Regions from separate parts of the Homo sapiens genome. Here region 2 is linked to region 1. A link is a loop called in an ENCODE intact Hi-C map of the cell type or tissue named here. Cell type or tissue: gastrocnemius medialis. All regions are shown on one strand. Region 1 holds the start of TPM3 (tropomyosin 3). Region 2 overlaps IL6R (interleukin 6 receptor).

What was found. Hi-C counts contacts between places; a loop is a spot of excess contacts. Peaks named below come from ENCODE experiments on the same cell type or tissue, not always from the same donor. Only the 100,000 strongest peaks of a DNase experiment are listed, where the experiment ranks them.
Region 2: a loop joins it to region 1, with 3 times the contacts of the local background. A loop is called at or near these places in 2 of 110 quality-filtered maps.

Annotation. Positions count from the first base shown.
Region 1 is chr1:154,192,085-154,197,084 of GRCh38, forward strand. TPM3 (tropomyosin 3) reads right to left here and starts at 16. Exons shown (of 10, transcript NM_152263.4): 1 at 1-16. It overlaps MIR190B (microRNA 190b), which reads right to left and starts at 1,659; the gene lies at 1,581-1,659. In gastrocnemius medialis, no CTCF peak of the experiment used is centred here; DNase peaks (open chromatin) are centred at 57, 552, 1,927 and 4,957; H3K4me3 peaks cover 876 bases; H3K27ac peaks cover 5,000 bases.
Region 2 is chr1:154,416,703-154,421,702 of GRCh38, forward strand. The region is part of intron 1 of IL6R (interleukin 6 receptor); the gene reads left to right. Among named protein-coding and RNA genes, the nearest start is that of IL6R-AS1, 13 kb to the left of the region's middle. RefSeq lists an enhancer at 1,511-2,024. In gastrocnemius medialis, no CTCF peak of the experiment used is centred here; DNase peaks (open chromatin) are centred at 1,709, 2,399, 2,979, 3,679 and 1 weaker place; H3K4me3 peaks cover 1,969 bases; H3K27ac peaks cover 5,000 bases.

The DNA of each region.
Region 1 (5,000 bases):
GGGCTGCTGCCTGAGTGACCAGGAGGTCCCCAGACTTGAGTCTTTATCTGTGCTCATAGCTCCACCTTTTGTTCCTAATATGGTCTTTCCAGCTCCCTCCACCCCATCATTGTTCTCCTGGGGGAACACAGGGTGAGACGCTTTGATGAACTGACATCACCAGCAAAAAAAATATCTAGCAACAGCTGAGGCTGATTTTAGACAATGGAAAGTGGGGGAGGGAAGAGGTTCTCCCTGACCCTGAAACTTTCCACTCATTCTGGGCAGCTCTATGGATGTTTTAAAAGAAGAGGAAGAGGGGAGGGAAGAACATTGAAATAGAGAAGTGTACTTTGGCAATTCTAGGTTGGCAGTTTGCATCCAGGGGGTCCTGGTTGCCTTTCAGCTTCCCGTTTCACTCTCCCCCAGACTGTGTTGAATGCTGGTCAAACTCCGTTAGTTGAGTTTTAGCTTTTGATTCCTGGTATTCAAGGAGCTTGGGCACAGGGAAGAGGGGAGGTCACTCATGATCCTTAACAATTCTCCCAGATCCCCAGATCAAATTGCTGTGCTATTCTGGGAGTCTCCGATTGGCAGGGAGACGTTTTTCCTCCCCACCAAGAGCCACAAGAGTAGAGTAAGAGGTAGGGTTGGAATCTCCAACCCTATCCTTGAAGGCTATCCCAGAGCTTCAAGTGGGGTGGGGAGAGAAACAGGGGAGGGTCAGAACAATCCAGACAGGATCATACCCTTTGTTTTCCCACAGTAATCTTAAAATAGAACTGTTGTACCCACACAGACTTTGGTCTGTGTGGCTCTCTCCTCTTCTTCCCTTTATCTTCTCCCTTCTTAATTCTCCCCAACGCTGCCACTCACCACATCATCGTAATCATCATTATCAGCTCTATTCTTTCCAGTTTAGTTCCAGACCATGTTTATTCTTCCATTGGGAGCCTTGTTACTAACAGGTGGCAAGGATACCAGTCCACTGGCACCATACACCTGAAAATATGCCAAGGGAGAGGTGGGCACTGTTCAAGGTGACCAGATATATTGGACAAATATAAATGGCTCTAGTTAGTCATTTATGTCAGGATACTGAGAGTTAATGCTAAGCCCCAGCAATGGGGGAACGGAGACACCCACCAGGCCAGTGGGTAGAGCAGAGCTGGAGTCCACTATTGAGAGCTTCCAGTCACTAGAGGTAGATAGGCAGATAGACCATCAGCTGACTCTCGACAGAGAGAGGAGAAACCAAGTCTCCTTTCTCTGGAGATTAGCCAGGGAAAGGGGTTAGGGAACAGGGAGAGGAAGGAGTGGAAAATGGGGGGGGGGTGGGCAAGTGAATAAGGGGGAGAAAAATACGAGGACAAGAAAAGGCAAAGAAATGTCCCTTCTAGTATAAGGGGACAAGAAATAGAAAGATTCTATCCTCAAATTCCAACTCTCTCCCATTCCCACACCAGCCCTCTTAGGTTAAGATTGAAATGCACATAGGTTGCAGCTACTGGACTTTTGGGGGGGTCCTGGAGAGAAGAGGTTCAGTAAAAGAGACAGGAGCCCCAGAGATTGAAGTATGAAAGAGGGTGGTGCTGAATCACCTGCTGCTGTAAGAATATGTTTGACATTTAGTTGGTTCCTAATTAAACAACCCAATATCAAACATATCACACAGAAGCAGGCAGGAGAGCTTTGGGGGTCATCTGCCTTCCTTCCAGTTGCAAAGAAAGAATAGAGCAGACACCAGGCACCAATCATGTCTAGGTGGAGAGCCATCTCCTTGAGGAAGGGTACTGGCTCCTGCTCTTCACCTCCCAAGACAGCCAGCTCTTGCTTATTGTCCTACGTGTCATCCCTGCCTCAGCTCCTCCTCTACAAGCTCCTGGCCTTTGCTGGATCACGTTGGCCTAAACCAGGAAGAATACCTGGCAGGGCTCCACATCCGGGCAACTATCGTTCCCTAGAGCTCCCACACAGAGCTTCTCACCCTGATGTCACGGCCCCAGCGCCCAGAGGATCAGCCGTGTCAGCAGCTCCTCATCAAAATTGCCACCTGCTCTCTTCAATGCCATTCCAGCTGCCCTGAGGCTTTCCGGGGTGGGGGCAGAGGACTTGTACACCCTGCTTTACCTTTCCAACAGAACTCCTAACCTTCCCAGATCACCCCCACAAGACTACTGAGGTCCGTTCAGGAGGCACCATCCTGGCACCGTCCTGCTCTTAAGTGCTGCAGATGCTTGGCTTCCCCTTTCTGCCAGCTTAACCCTTCTCACCTTCTCCCCATGTCCTCCAGGCATCCTCCTTAAAGTCACCCTTGGATGTCCAGAACAGAAGAATAACTTGTCTCCCTGGCAGGCTCCATCGTGGGCTCCAGAAGAGAAGACTTATAGTTCCCCACCTTGCCTGGCAGAATTGAAACTAAGGCTTTAGACTGAGGGTAAGAGAGGAAACTTCTGCCAGGAAGCAGCCTGCAGTCCACAGGAGTCCTCTCCTCTTCTAGGGCTTTTTACCAGAACTCCAGGCTGCGTTCTCCAAGGGTCTTCCCTCACAGGGATCCAGCCGGATTCCCACATGGGAAATTTCTCTTTTGGAGAGAATCAGGTCTGTTGAATGTCATGTGGCAGGCAGATGCTTCTCTCCACTGTGGCAGAAAAGAGCCCAAGTTATAGCTGCATTGGGGGCTGGGGGGCTTGAGTGGAAGTGTGGGGGTGGGAGGAGGACACTCTGCTTCAGCCCCTAGGCCTGTTCCATGTGTCCTTGTTCCCATTCCAGACACCCACCCCAAACCCCAGCATATACCAACTCCACAGTGTCCTTGATCTAGATCAATAGCTTGTCCCAAGCCCCAGTCAATTCCTGTTGTGTGGCTCTTGCCTTTCAGGGGAAGACTAACAAATCGGCATATACAGGCCCCAAGGTAGGCATCTGTGATGTTGTCTTATGTCTTTGTTCCTTTTTGGCTCCTAAAGGGGATGTGTATGTAATTTGTACTTTCTTGCTCTCCCTTCTTACCCTTAACCCCTCAAGTTCTAGTTCCCTTCTCTGAGAAGCTTACCCACATTCAAGAATCAGAAGCTGGAGGAAGAGAGGCTGGGAAAGAGACTAGCAGGAATGAAAGGACTTTAATGTTTGGGGCACTAGAGGAACAGAGAGGCAGACTGGGAATATGGATGCAGGGGAGAAGCAGCTGTCTTGGAAGGAGAGTTTGTATGGCATACCTAGGCAGAAACATCAGATGGCCTTTGATACAAGCCGTTTAGCTCTCCTGGAAATATCTACTATGTAGCCATTTCAAACAGGACTGAGCCCCTCTGAGCCAGAGGAGCTGGTTATAGCATTCGCCACAGAGGGAAGAGGGGCTGAATGGGTATGATGGGGTGATGTTATGAGAGCAGACAGAATAGATAGAGAGGATCAGAAGAGATGGGCTCTGTAGGGGGCCAACCTGCCAATACTGGAGCCAGCCTGGCACTGACAAGCCCTGGGGGAAGAGGCCAAGGTCAGGGATCAAGGCAGAGGGGATGGGGCATTCTGTGGGTTCAGATGAACAGAGGAAAGAAGAATAGCAAAATAGAAGGAGTTGGTGAGGGAGTCTGGTTGGAGGTAAGGGGAGCCCATGTAATGGAAAGGAATGAAGGAAAAAAACTATCATAGGAGCAAGAAAACATCATTATGGGTTACCATTTATTGGACATTTTGTGCTACTTGCTGCTAAGTGCTTTATTTAATCCCCACAGCAACCCAATGAATTAGGCATTATCTCCCTTTTTACATACAGCATAAAGAACTGTAACCCAGAAAATTAAAATAATTTGCACAAGGCCACACAGTCAGTGACAGAGCCAGCACTGAAACCCAGATCTGTCCAGTGTTAAAGCCTGTTCTCCTAACGCCAAAATATACTGCCTGTGTAAAAGAAGCAATAAGCGGCCTGGGAGACAAATATGGGGGAAGATTTAAAAAGTGAAGGTGCAGTCCGGGTGTGGTGGCTCACGCCTGTAATCCCAGCACTTTGGGAGGCCGAGGCAGGCAGATCATGTGGTCAGGAGTTTGAGACCAGCCTGGCCAACATAGTGAAACCCTGTCTCTACTAAAAATACAAAAAAATTAGCCAGGTGTGGTGGCAGGTGCCTGTAGTTCCAGCTACTTGGGAGGCTGAGGCAGAAGAATCACTTGAACCCGGGAGGCAGAGGTCGCAGTGAGTCAAGATCGCGCCACTGCACTCCAGCCTGAGTGACAAGAGAGATTCCGTCTAAAAAAAAAAAAAAAAAAAGTGAAGGAGCAGCTGGCTATTTGGCTCATGCCTATAATCCTAGCACTTTGGGAGGCCAAGGCAGAGACTGCTTAAGCCCAAGGGTTCGAGACCAGCCTGAGCAACACAGTGAGACCCCCATCTCTACAAAAAAAAAAAAAAAAAAAAAAAAAAAAGCCAGATATGGTGGCATGTGCCTGTGGTCCCAGCTACTCAGGAGGCTGAGGAGGGGGTATTGCTTGAGCCCAGGAGGTCGAAGCTGCAGTGAGCCATGATTGTACCAGTGCACTCCAGCCTGGGCAATGGAGCGAGACTGTCTCAAAAAAAAAAAAAAAAAGGCTGGGTGCGGTGGCTCATCCCTGTAGTCCCAACACTCTGGGAGACTGAGGTGAGCGGATCACAATGTCAGAAATTCAAGACCAGCCAGGCCAATATGCTGAAACCCCATCTCTACTAAAAATACAAAAATTAGCCGAGCGTGGTGGTGGGCACCTATAGTCCTAGCTACCCAGGAGGCTGAGACAGGAGAATCGCTTGAACCCGGGAGGGGGAGGTTGCAGTGAGCCGAGATTGCACCACTGCACTCCAGCCTGGGTGACAGAGCGAGACTCCGTCTCAAAAAAAAAAAAAAAAAAAAGCGAAGGTGAGATGAAGCTTCAGAAAATAGAGGGCCGGGGAGGACACAGGCAGACAGAAGGAATGAGCGACTCAGTCTCAGGTTTCTGGGTCAGATCCAGGTCACATGTTTTGTCTCCTATAAAACTTACAC
Region 2 (5,000 bases), 220 kb after region 1:
GGGGGTGGGGATGGCTCAGCAGTGATTGGAATGCAAGAGTGGGGACTTTGGGGCCTGTATGAAAAAGTGTTATGGCAGAGTGACACACCTACGAAAGAGTGTGGTCAGCATAGGCCTCACACTGGGTGGGTTTTTACAAACTGAACACATGCATGGAACCACCATTCAGAATAAGAACTGAACAGAAGCATCCTCAGGGGAGCCCTGAAATCCCCCTATGCACACCCCTCAAACCTCCCCTTATCCCTCCCAGCTGCTCCATCCACACCTCCACGTGACTTCTTAAATCTTCAGCTTTGCTGCCTCATAGCTAAGGGGGTCAGGGAGGGGAAGCTGGGGGGTCTGTAGATATGGAATGGGGGTGCGTACATCAGGTCCCTCCCTCTCCCTGCCCTCCTGCCACCTTCCAGAAGCACATAAAAAAAATCTGACTGAGGGCCAGCCTCTTTGTTATACTCTGAGACTGTGCTCAGAGATAGAAGACAAGACCCCTAGGCCATGCTTCTGGGAAGGCAGAGGGCTGCGTGTTAAGCCTGGACCGAGAGTCCCAGAGCCCAGCTCCGGTCCTGACACCATGCACTGCTGTGTGACTTCTGGGCCCTGGTTCTCCTCATCCACCAAAATGAGCAGGTTGGCCTGAGTCGTCCTTAAGAGTCCTGTATAGCCTTAAAACAGCGCTCCTTATCTCAGCACCCTACACACTGGCTGTAGCTTCTCCTCACTGTCCCTTTCAGGACCAAAATACTGGGTGTATCCATCTGCAGGTACCAATGGCTTTCTTCTAAGGCCCTGCTGCGTCCTGCTTTTAATCTCTTTATTTCTCTATCTGCTCCTGGGGTTAGGTTTGGGCCAGGGAGTGGATTGTTTGCCCTCCTTAGATATCCTTTCTTTTTTTGAGACAGGGTTGCCCAGGGTGGAGTGCAGTGGTGCGATCTCGGCTCACTGCAAACTCCATCTCCGGGGTTCAAGTGATTCTCCTACCTCAGCCTCCCGAGTAGCTGGGATTACAGGCATGCACCACTATGCCCAGCTAATTTTTTTTTTTTTTTTTTTTTGAGATGGAGTTTCACTCTTGTTGCCCAGGCTGGAGTGCAGTGGCATGATCTCAGCTCACTGCAACCTTCCGGTTTCAAGCGATTCTCCTGCCTCAGCCTCCCAAGTAGCTGGGATTACAGGCACCCGCCACCATACCCGGCTAATTTTTGTATTTTTAGTAGAGACAGGATTTCACCATGTTGGCCAAGCTGATCTCAAACTCCTGACCTTGTGATCCGACCTTCTCTGTCTCCCAAAGTGCTGGGATTACAGGCGTGAGCCACTTCACCCGGCCTAATTTTTGTATTTTTTGGTATGGATGGGGTTTCACCATTTTGGCTAGGCTGGTCTTGAACTCCTGATCTCAGGTGATCCGCCAGCCTCAGCCTCCCAAAGTGCTGAGATTACAGGCGTGAGCTGCCGCACATGGCCTTAGATATCTTTTCCTCTAATTAGTTTATAATCTCTGAGAGTTGACCCAGGTTGTACCTTCTTGGACTGGAGCCAGGTGGTTATCTCTGATGCTGCCAGAGGAGGATTAGATGTTTTATCTCCTGAGTTGGTCACACGCGCACGTGGGTCTCTGAGTCAGCATTGAGCATTACCTGTTTATGGGTCCAAAGGAGCCTCCCTCCCAGACCCTCTCTCCAGCAGTGTACAGTCCATCGTGTGGATGGGAGGAAGGCAAGGCCAAGGTAAATACTGACTCAGACAAATACAAGCAGGTACAAGAAGTACAAATACATATGTGGGGGAGGAGGGAGCAGGGGCCTGCCAGCCAAAGCTAGTCATCTGAGAAGAGGGGGTTGCGGACAGGTGGGGCTGGGAGCTGAGTCAGAGAAGGTTGCTGGGCCTCCCATTAGAGCCTGGGAGCCTTGACTTGCCGTAGCCTGCGGCCTTGCCTCTTCCTGGACAGTGGCCGAGGGTGCCCTCTGAAATGTTAAGGAGAAATGAATGGGCCCAGATGGTGGGGTGACTTGGGGAGGACGCGAGATTTGGAGTCCAAGGGGAGGCAGTTTTAGGCTCTAACTCATCCTATACACGCTGCGGCTGTGGGGGAAGGGAGAGAAAGGCCAAGGGCACGACTCCTGGCTCCTGAGAGTCCCCAGTGCCCCATTAGGTTGGCAGCTGCAGTGATGGCGCTGACCCCCCCTTGTGCACACCCCTCAAGCCTCAGCATTCCCTTCCCTGGGCCTCTGAAGGGTGGAAAGATGTGAGAAGAGCAGGGAAGAGGAGAGGAAATTGGGAGAGGGGGAGAGAGAGGGTGGTGGGGAGCCCAGAGAAGGGAGCTGGGGGTGGAGCATGGAGAGGTACCTGGGCCAAGTAGAGAGAGGCTTTGGCCAGGCTCATCTGGGTCCAGCGTGGATTCCCTCATGCATGAGCTGTGTGAATTTGGGCAAGTTCCCTAACTTCTCTGATCTCTTGTTGCCTCAACAATGAAATGGGGACAAGACTTCCTCCCTGGCAGACTTTTTGTGAGTAGTGTGCTCTTAGGGAAAGCCCAGGGCGCAGGGTAAGTGTCCCAGTTGCTAATGATTGTTATGGTTATTATCACATCAAAGCCAGGAGCCAGTCTCAGTCCAAAGATGGAGAATGCAAGAACAGGTGACCAAGAGCACTGGGACTTGTCCTAGCCCTCGTGGGACCAAATTCTATACTTGTTTCCATGTGGACACAAGGTGTCCACAGGCTTCTCCTGGAGGCTTCTCAGCACCCACCTACTTTTAGATCAAGACCATTATTGCTGACAGGGGACCTTTGTTTCCTCTGTAGCCCCTTCTGAAATCCTATGCCTTTGCAACCCAAGAAGCTGGGTTAGGCTGGGGGCCTCCTGTGCTGCCAGCTGGCCTGGGCAGCGGGGACCTGCGTCTCTGCTCAGAAACTGGGGTGGTGAGATGGGATTAGCAGGCACGAGCCAAGCCTGTGTCCTCGGTGGCAGGCCAGGCAGCTGGTTCACCGCTTACATAAACGGGGCCAGGAAGCTGAACTTGTTTTTGCTGGCAAGAGCTGCGGCAAGCTGCAAGAGAGTTGAGAAATATGTGTCTCCGTGTGCGTGTTTTTCTCTGGTTATTGACATTTGCAAGTTTACTTGAAGAGGGGGAAAAAGTAGAAAAACAACAAAGCTGTTTGGATTCCTGGCACCCAAACTTAGGTCCCAACTGGGGAGGAACCCCACTTTCCCAGAGCTGTGCTGCAGGGTCCCCAGACCAAAGGGTGTCTGGGCCATGGTGGGGGTCCCAGTGTCCCTGGGAGGGGGAATCCTAGGCCACCGGGGCAGGGAGATATGGGCTTGCTTGTTGGGAGTTACTAGGACCTAAACTCTCTTTCCCTTGAGGAATGGGAGGCAAGGGAGGTTGTGGGAATTTTCCCTCCCCTAGAGCTCTCCAGGGAGAAAGAAGCATTTTTCTGAGGGCACTGGGATGATCTGGTCATCATCCTTCTCCCAAAGCCATCAACTATTAAATAATAAATCCATAGATTCATTATGTGTTTTCAAGCTGAGTATTGTTTGCTTCCTGCCCTCTGAGAGCTAATGATTGGGCGCCATGGGATGCTAGACCGCAGGAGTGGGGGCCTGTGGGGGATCTACAGGTCACAGTCTGAATCCTCATTTCACAGAGAAGGCCAGTGGGCTCTGCCAGGGGCGGTGACGTGCCCATGGCTGCCTGTGAGTCATCACAAGACCAGGAATAGAACTCAGGTCACCTGACAGCACAGAGCTGTTTCCTCTACACCAAGGGGCCTCCTGCTTGTGGAGATGTACTTTATTTTATTTTATTTATTTATTTATTTATTTATTTATTTTCAAGAAGGAGTCTCGCCCAGGCTGGAGTGCAGTGGTGCAATCTCAGCTCACTGCAGCCTTCGACTCACTGCAGCCTCTGCCTCCCGGATTCAAGCGATTCTCATGCCTCAGCCTCCTGAGTAGCTGGGATTACAGGCACACACCACCAAGCCTGGCTAATTTTTGTATTTTTAATAGAGACAGGGTTTCACCATGTTGGCCAGGCTGGTCTCGAACTCCTGACCTCAAGTGATCCACCCGTCTCAGCCTCCCAAAGTGCTGAGATTACAGGCGTGAGCCACTGCACCCTACTGAGATGTACTTTATATTAAAGAACAAATCAAGGCAGACTGTACGTTTGTGTCAGCCCAACCCCACACAATTAATAGTCAGTGATTAAACTGACCAGACCAGACCAGACACCAACACTGACTGTTGAGGAGGAGCTTGGGGGTTTGTTTTCGGGAGGCAATACTGCCTCCTTTTGTGATCTTAGTCCCAGGTGAGGTGCTTCCTTGTCCTCTCTGCAGAATCCCATTCTTTCTTAGCCTGGGCTGAAGCTGCTCCCTCCCTGTATGTGACCCTGGCCTTGGCGCAGTCCTTGGGTGCTCTTCCTCCCTCCTGCCTCTGCGCTGCTTCATGATGCACAGGAGCCAAGGAGGGGCAGGGGACAGTCGGTTTTTTCTCAGGGAGATTGGAAGAGAACAGAAACAAGAAGCAATGGAATGCTCCTGTCCTGGAGGTTGGTGGGGCAGTGGGGAGAGGTGGGGAAGCCATTGAGCCTGCACATACTTTTGACAGGCTTGGCTCATGCCTGCCAACCCCATCCCACCGCCTGGGTTTCTGAGCAGGGACATGGGTCCCCACTGCCCAGGCCAGCTGGCAGCACAGGATGGCCTCCAACCTAACCCAGGCTCTTGGGTTGCAAAGGCATAGCATTTCAGAAGGGGCCACAGAGGAACCAAAAGTCCCCCTGCCTGTGGAGTCAGGCCTGATCTCTTTGAGGGTGCTCACACCCTCCATGTTCCCCTGTAGGTCTTCCTTCCCTCCTTACTGCATTTCAGATACTCCAGACACCAGCCCTCCCCAGAACTCTCACTGTTTTTTGTTTTTTTGAGACACAGTCTTGCTCTGGGTCCCAGGCTGGAGTGCAGTGGCACAATCACAGCTCACTTCAGAC